Regions from separate parts of the Homo sapiens genome. Here all the other regions are linked to region 2. A link is an interaction called in ENCODE POLR2A ChIA-PET data of the cell type or tissue named here. Cell type or tissue: GM12878. All regions are shown on one strand.

Region 1 (2,500 bases), 92 kb before region 2:
CTGGAGGCTGGAAAGTCCAAGATTAAAGCACCAGCAGATTCAGTGTCTGGTAAGGAAGGGCTGCTTCTTGGTTCGTAGATACCTGTATTCTTACTGCATCTTCACATGGAAGAGCTCTCTGGGACCCCCAATGTAATGGCACTAATTTTATTCATGAGGGCTTGCCTTCATGACCTAATCACCTCCCAAAGGCCACATTTCCAAATACCATCACATTGGGGATTTGGTTTCAACATGGGAATTTTAGGGGAATATAAACTGTCTATAGCATATGTATATATATGTATGATGGTTAATTTTAATGTGTCAACTTGATTGGGTCACCAGGTGTTTAGTCAGACATTATTCTGGGTGTGTGTGTGTGATGGTGTTTCTGGATGAGATTAACCTTTGAGTTAGTAGACTGAGTAAAACTGGTTGCCCTCCCTCATGTGAGTGGGCCTCATCCAATCGATTGAAGGTCTGAATAGAACAAAAGCTTGAATAAGAGGGAATTCTTCCTGCCTAACTGCCTTCAAGTGGGAATATGGGTTTTTTTCCTGCCTTCCAACTCAAATGGAAACATTGGCTCTCCAGGGTCTTGAGCCTGCTGGCCTTTGGACTAGAACCACACCATTGGCTCTCCTGGATCTTCCGCTTACTAACTGCAGATCTTGGGACTTTTTGGTCTTCATAATTACATGAGTCAATTCCTTATGATAAATCTGTTTCCATATATGTATACATTCTATTGGTTCTGTTTCTCTGGACAACTCTGACTATTACACTGTGTGTGTGTGTGTGTGTGTGTGCGTGCGTGCATGTGAGAGAGAGAGAGGAGAGAGAGATTATACTGTTATGCTGGTCTGTGGGCTCAGCATCAAAGTAGGAATTTTGCAACACACCCACAGTTAACACTCACTTTTTTCCTCAACACCTAGACTCTTTCAACTTCTTAACAGAGTCAGAATTTTGGAAGAAAAGAACATTAACACTAAATTGTCATTTTATAAATTATTAAACTAAAGCTTAGAGAAATAGTCAATCATAGTCCATAAGGAATGTATTGGCTGGATAGTCCCATTTCTATGCCATACCATGGCAAGTAAAAAAAAAAAATAATAATGTTTGCTTAAGGCTTATATGGGAAGTGTGTCCTGTGCTTTGATTAGAAAAGTGCCCCCAAAATGTTTTTTAACCTTGTATGGTTCATGAGCACCTCTGAGAATCTATTGAAACCTGTGAGTTCTCTTCCCGGAAGTGATTCTATAAGGACACAGACATAATTTTGCATATAATTTTAGAAACTCATTCACTTAAAAAAAAAAAAAAGGAATCTTCTTCCTGGTCTTGCCGTGACAGTCCCCAGCCCTCTCCACATGACCAGCCATCTGAGACCCATGGTAGAGCCACAAGTCTAAAACCCCTCACAGCACAGAAAGTAACTCAGAGCACGGCATGTGACCTCTCCTGGTGACACTTGAGTAGTAAGAAGTGGCAACTCAGCCACAGCAGGTCTATATTTGGACCTTCACTCATGGCAGGCCTGTTGCTATTTGTGGCTGCAGCCAGCTCATGTTACCATCCAGCTTTGGTGCCCCACTTGCAGAACTCTGGTGTAAAATAGGCAGGGGTAGCCTGTGGGGCATGCAGAGGTCACTAGGAAGGAAAGCCTGCTGAACACAGATTCAATTTTCTAGCAGAACTCCAGGTCCTCTGAGTTAAAGGAAGCATTTATGGACGCTTAGCAGGCAAGTTTTGGGGTAGTCATATTCTTCCAATGCAAATTGTATTATTAGAAACTCAATGCTGCAATATTAATGCAATATCTTTCCTGTAGGTGGGAAGAGATATCATGGTAAATTGCAGATGTTTAAATTACAATAAATAGTGTAAATGTTTTCTGTGCCTTCTTAAAGCAAGAATTCGCATTAACTGAACATGATGTTGGGACAGGATGTGAGAGGCTCTGATGAAGGCAGACAGGGGCTGGTGATTCTTATAATGTGTCTTTAGGATATCTGTAGTGCTGGGACCCATTAGTTAGAACCATTTGGTAGAACAGTTTGGAAATATAGATGTTGAATATCATCTGGCTATACTATTGTGTTGTAAATACATTTTATTTAATCTGTGTGTACATGCTGAAAAATAATAACTTCATGCATTGATTCAAATACTAAAAAACAGCATCGTAATTATTTTTCACTTGTTATGCATACAGCCTCCTCCTATAGAAAGTTTTCAGGTTCGGGCAGTGTCTGCAAAGCTGATTTGAATCATTTCATATCACTGTAACACTTTAAGGCAAGCTTTCTTTCACTGCTGTGGCTCAGGAATTGCCAAGGGCTGCATGGAAGAGCTAAAATTATAGGCAAAGTTATGTTCCTGCCCTTATGGAATCACTTCTGGGAAGAGAATTCACAGGTTTCAGTAGATTCAGTAGATATGCCCATGATCCATAAAAGGTTAATAAACAAGCCAAGTGAGGTGGCAGATTGCATGAGCCCAGGAGTTCAAG
Region 2 (2,500 bases):
ACAGTCTGGGGATGTGGCAGGCATCTGAGCACATTGGAGGTCAGTGGAAGGAGAAGAGCCAGGTCAGAGAGGAGGCACAAGCAGGTCTGGGTAGGACTGAACACCAGGAGGATTGAGGAGGGGGTGGTGGGGGCACCAATTACCCACCTGGACCCCAGCCTCAGAGCTGCTAGGAGGAAGGAGTGCTGCTGTCAGACTGGCCTGGGCAATGATGATGAACAGGGCCCCAGGGCTTCCCTCTTGGTCCCTTTATCTGCCTGAAGGATGGACAGCTTGTCCTTCCTTCTCTAGCCACAGAAGAAGAACATCTAGCAAGGTGTGAGTGTGGCCACTGCAAGGTGAGCTAATTGGGCTGGGGGCTCAGATTCAAGTGGGATTGCTCTGTGCCAAGAGGGAAGGGATAACCAAAGGCTCTGTATGGGAAGGAAGACGGGCTGAAGCAAGCTGTGCTATGGAACTGCCTACTCCCTGATGCTTGTTCCCGCTGAAGGTGGGCGGCTAGGAGCAGTGATCCCAAAGCCCTGCCTTCCACAGAGGCACACTTTGTCCAAGGTTAAACTGAAGGGTGAGGAGAGGAGCTGATAATTTAGGTTTGTCACTAAATTGGGTTGACCCCACTGGTTGGGGTCCTGCAGGGGCCCGGTTCTGGGGAAAGGCCCTGGGCTTCAGAAAGACTGCCTGTCACCCTCACACCCAGCTGCAGGACCACCCTCATTACTTTGCTCTGTTGAAAGCCTTAGTCAGGGTGAGGGGAGGAAGAGCTCAGGCCCCCAGCAAGAAGTCCCCATGGGGTGGGTGGCATGATCAGGCCAGGTGCCCCAGGAGTGGGAGTCTCTGTTCCCTGGGCTCTTACAGCTCCAGGGCCTTGCCCCCTTTTCTTTCTTACAAAGAAAACGGTGGCTTGACTCAGCAAAAACTAAGAAGGGTAGCTGTTTCTCCAGGTCAGGAAGGATACGGGGGTCAGCACTTCCTGGCAGTTGAGTCTGGGGAAGGGGGACCTCACATGCCAGCAGCGTGAGAAAGATGATACTGTACAGTGGTGAAGGACACGGGCACTGGAGCCAGACCACTTGGCCTGAATACTGGTTGTGCCGCTTACCAGCTTGTAACCTCTCCAAGCCTCAGTTTCCCCATCTGTAAAATGGGAAGTATAACATCATCTACTTCAAGTCATTATTGTTAGGGCTAAATGATGCTTTAGCACAGCTTTTGGCAATCAATCATTATGGATGGAGCACCATGTGTGGACCTACATCCCCTATCTGAAGGAGCATGTCCTCATCAGACCTTGACTCAAAGTCTAGCGCCTAGCTGATGGTGGCTGAAGTGCCTCCCCACCCCCACCAGCACTGGGGTACTTTCAGAGGGAGAGTCGGGGTGGGGCCCTGCTCCCCAGGGCCTTTCCATCTAGGTGATTCCCTGAGAGCTCTGGGGCAGGGGTCACAGGGAGGCCGCCAGCCTCTGAGGGCCCATTGTTCTTCTTCTCTGAGCTGGGAAAGATGTATTCTCCCCACCCTTCCTCTCCACAACCACATCTGCATGCTTAGGGGCAGACTTTAGATAAACAAACCTTGCCAGCTAGCCTTACCCAGCTCACAGAGAGCTCTTACTGCCTCACAATGGCCCTGTGATGTCCAGCCCTTGGAGCTTATTGTCCCTAGTTCACAGGAAGTTGAGGCCCAGAGAGAGGAAGGGGCTGGTTTGATGTCCCATATAGAGAGGTGGCACAGCCAGGGCTGGGTATCCCAGTCCCGTGTCGTGTCCAGCATTTTAGTGCAGACTCACATGCACATCAAATGCACAACCATGCAATGACAGACAAGCAGCTCCACAGGAGGAGTGCACAACCAGAGGGGAGAGGAGAGAGCCTGGACAGCCTCTGTCCTCACCTCCTCAGTGGCCATGTGGTGACGGCTGGGTTTTTTATTTTTTTCTCCCTAGATGAGCTTCACATCTCAGGTAACTGGAGAAGTCTTCAGCTTGTCTTGTCCTCTCCACAGGTGGGGTGCCCACTGCTTCAACAGGGGCCAGAACAGTCTGCCCTCTTCCATAGCTGTAAACCTCTGCTTGGCCCAGCAGGAGTGAGGGTAGAGGGGAGTAGGGCTCAAGGTGCCCTCGCTACCTAGTAGATGGTAGGAGAGCATAACCAAAAGCCAAAGAGCTGTTTACATGACTGGGTTCTCCCTGTGGCCTTCTGAGATTGCAGGAGATGGAAAGGGGGAGACCGGATCCTAGGGGAACCCAATATTCAGGTTTTCCTGGGTTCCTGAGATGCAAGATTTCCAATTTTAAGACATGGGAAGTTGTAGGCAGACTGGGATGAGTTGGTCACCTGGGTCTTCCATAGCTCCCAGTCTGAGAAAATGAGACTCACCCAGTAATAAGCAGAAGATTTGGCTGGGTGAGGTGGCTCATGCCTGTAATCCCAGCACTTTGGGAGGCCGAGACAGGCAGATCACAAGGTCAGGAGTTTGAGACCAGCCTGGCCAAGATGGTGAAA
Region 3 (2,500 bases), 61 kb before region 2:
TTCCATCCAGCAACAGCAGAATACACATTCTTCCCAAGCACACATGTAACATTCTCCAGGCTAGATCACATGTTACGCCACAAAACAAGCCTTAACAAATTTAAAAAGAATGAAATCTATCAAGTATCTTTTATTGTTATTATCATTACTATTTTGAAATAGGGTTTCACTCTGTTGCCCAGCCTGGAGTATAGTGGTGTGATCATGGCTCACTGCAAACTCCAACTCCTGGGCTCAAGAAATCCTCCTGCCTCAGCCTTCCAAGTAGCTAGGACTACAGGCCCACACCACCATACCCAGACAATTTGTTCAATGTTTTTGTAGAGATGAGGTCTCACTATGTTGCCCAGGCTGTTCTTGAACTTCTGGTGTCAAGTAATCCTCCTACCTCAGCCTCCCAAAGTGCTGAGATTACAGGCCTGAGTCACTCTGCCTGGCCTCAAGTATCTTTTATGACCACAGTGGTATGAAACTAGAAATCAATAACAAGAAAAAATTGGAAAATTCACAGATATGTGGAAATTACACAACACACTCCTGAGCAATCAAGGGGCCAAAGAAGAAATCAAAAGGGAATTTTAAAAACCTTGAGATAAATGAAAATGAAACACAACATACCAAAACTTATGGGATGCAGCAAAAGGGATGTACTACAAGGGAAATTTATAGCAATAAGCGCCTACATTAAAAAGAAAGAGCTCATATAAACAACCTAACTTTACACCTCCAGAAACTAGAAAAAGAACAAGCTAAGCCCAAATTTTGCAGAAGAAAGGAAATAATAAAGATTAGAGCAAACATTATAAAAAATGTCATATATGACATCCCACAGCTAACATCATACTCAGTGGTGAAAAGTTGAAAGCTTTTCCTCTAAGATCAGAAACAAGACAAAGATGCCCACTCTCAACACTCCAATTCAACGTAGTGCTACAAGACCTTGCCAGAGCAATTAGGCAAGAGAAAGATAGAAAGGCATCCAAACTGAAAAGGAAAAAGGGAAATTGCCTCTGTTTGCAAATTATATGAATTTTTTTTTTTTTTGAGACAGAGTCTCACACTGTCACCCAGGTTGGAGTGCAATGGTGCGATCTCAGCTCACTGCAACCTCAGCCTCCTGGGTTCCAGCGATTCTCCTGCCTCAGCCTCCCGAGTAGCTGGGATTACAGGCACCCGCTACCATGCCTGGCTAATTTTTTATATTTTTATTAGACACGGGGTTTCACCATGTTGGCCAGGCTGGTCTCAAACTCCTGACCTCGTGACCCACCTGCCTCGACCTCCCAAAGTGCTGGGATTACAGGCGTGAGCCACCATGGCCAGTCGGATTATATGATTTTATTGTAGAAAACCCTGCAGACCCCCTGAGCTTTGAGTAGGAAATGTCAATGTCTGAAAAAAATAATAAAGATTTAGAAACAAGGCCAGGCGCGGTGGCTCACGCCTGTAATCCCAGCACTTTGGACGGCTGAGGTGGGTGGATCATGAGGTCAGGAGATTGAGACCATCCTGGCCGACATGGTGAAACCCCGTCTCTACTAAAAATACAAAAATTAGCTGGCTGTGGTGGCACGTGCCTGTAATCCCAACTACTCGGGAGGCTGAGGCAGGAGAATGGCTTGAATCCGGGAGGTGGAGACTGTGGTGAGCCGAGATCGCACCACTGCACTCCAAACTGGTGACAGAGCGAGACTCCGTCTCAAAAAAAGAAAAAAAAAAAAAGGATTTAGAAACAAGTATTTTTTTCCCTCTAACTTCCTATTTTTGTCTTTAGCTCATAAGTGAGTACAGAGGCTGACCTCTCTGAGGTTCCTCCTGGGTATCTGTTTTTAGCATAGAGGTTAAGAGATGGGCTTTGGAATTCTATGGAGCTCATGAGAATCCCAACTCTGCCACTTCCTAGCAGTGTGACTCTGGACAATTCACCTAACCTCTCTGAGTCTTGGTTTCTTCATCTGTAAAAATGGACATCATAATACCTCATAGGAATATGGTAAGAATTAAATGAGAAAACTTATGTACAACATATTACATGGTGCCAAGTAGCTCTTTAAAGTATTATTGTTGGCCAGACGTGCTGGCTCATGCCTGTGATCCCAGCACTTTGGGAGGCTGAGGTGGGCAGACTGCTAGAGCCCAGGAGTTTAAGACCAGCCTAGGCAAAATAGCAAGACCCTATCTCTACAAAAAAAATCTTAAAAATTAGCTTGGTGTGGCACCGTACACCTATAGCCCCAGTTACTTGGGAGACTGAAGTGGGAGGATTGCTTGAGCCCAAGAGTAAGGCTGCAGTGAGCTATGACTGCCCCACTGCACTCCAGCCTGGGTGACAGAGTAAGAGCCTGTCTCAAAAAATTGAAATAAAATAAAATATTATTGTGATTACTTATTTATAAGGATAGTCTGTAATTCCTCATTTTTCAACTGCTTGCTTTCCCCTTCTCACCAACACTGAACAACATGATTGTGGACAATGTTGTGTACAGCATTTTAGGTTTTT

Evidence for each region. ChIA-PET counts read pairs that join two places held together with the same protein. Peaks named below come from ENCODE experiments on the same cell type or tissue, not always from the same donor. Only the 100,000 strongest peaks of a DNase experiment are listed, where the experiment ranks them.
Region 1: POLR2A ChIA-PET joins it to region 2 with 6 read pairs; 2 of 35 experiments call an interaction of 5 or more read pairs at or near these places.
Region 3: POLR2A ChIA-PET joins it to region 2 with 6 read pairs; 3 of 35 experiments call an interaction of 5 or more read pairs at or near these places.

The regions. Positions count from the first base shown.
Region 1 is chr15:82,805,196-82,807,695 of GRCh38, reverse strand. It overlaps FSD2 (fibronectin type III and SPRY domain containing 2), which reads left to right and starts at 1,627. Exons shown (of 13, transcript NM_001007122.4): 1 at 1,627-1,730. RefSeq lists an enhancer at 1,244-1,343. In GM12878, a CTCF peak has its summit at 1,456; a DNase peak (open chromatin) is centred at 1,415; H3K4me3 peaks cover 233 bases; H3K27ac peaks cover 1,416 bases.
Region 2 is chr15:82,713,189-82,715,688 of GRCh38, reverse strand. It overlaps the pseudogene LOC338963. Among named protein-coding and RNA genes, the nearest start is that of AP3B2, 4.6 kb to the right of the region's middle. In GM12878, no CTCF peak of the experiment used is centred here; a DNase peak (open chromatin) is centred at 1,368.
Region 3 is chr15:82,773,942-82,776,441 of GRCh38, reverse strand. All of the region lies in intron 6 of FSD2 (fibronectin type III and SPRY domain containing 2), which reads left to right. Among named protein-coding and RNA genes, the nearest start is that of SNHG21, 25 kb to the right of the region's middle. In GM12878, no CTCF peak of the experiment used is centred here; no DNase peak of the experiment used is centred here.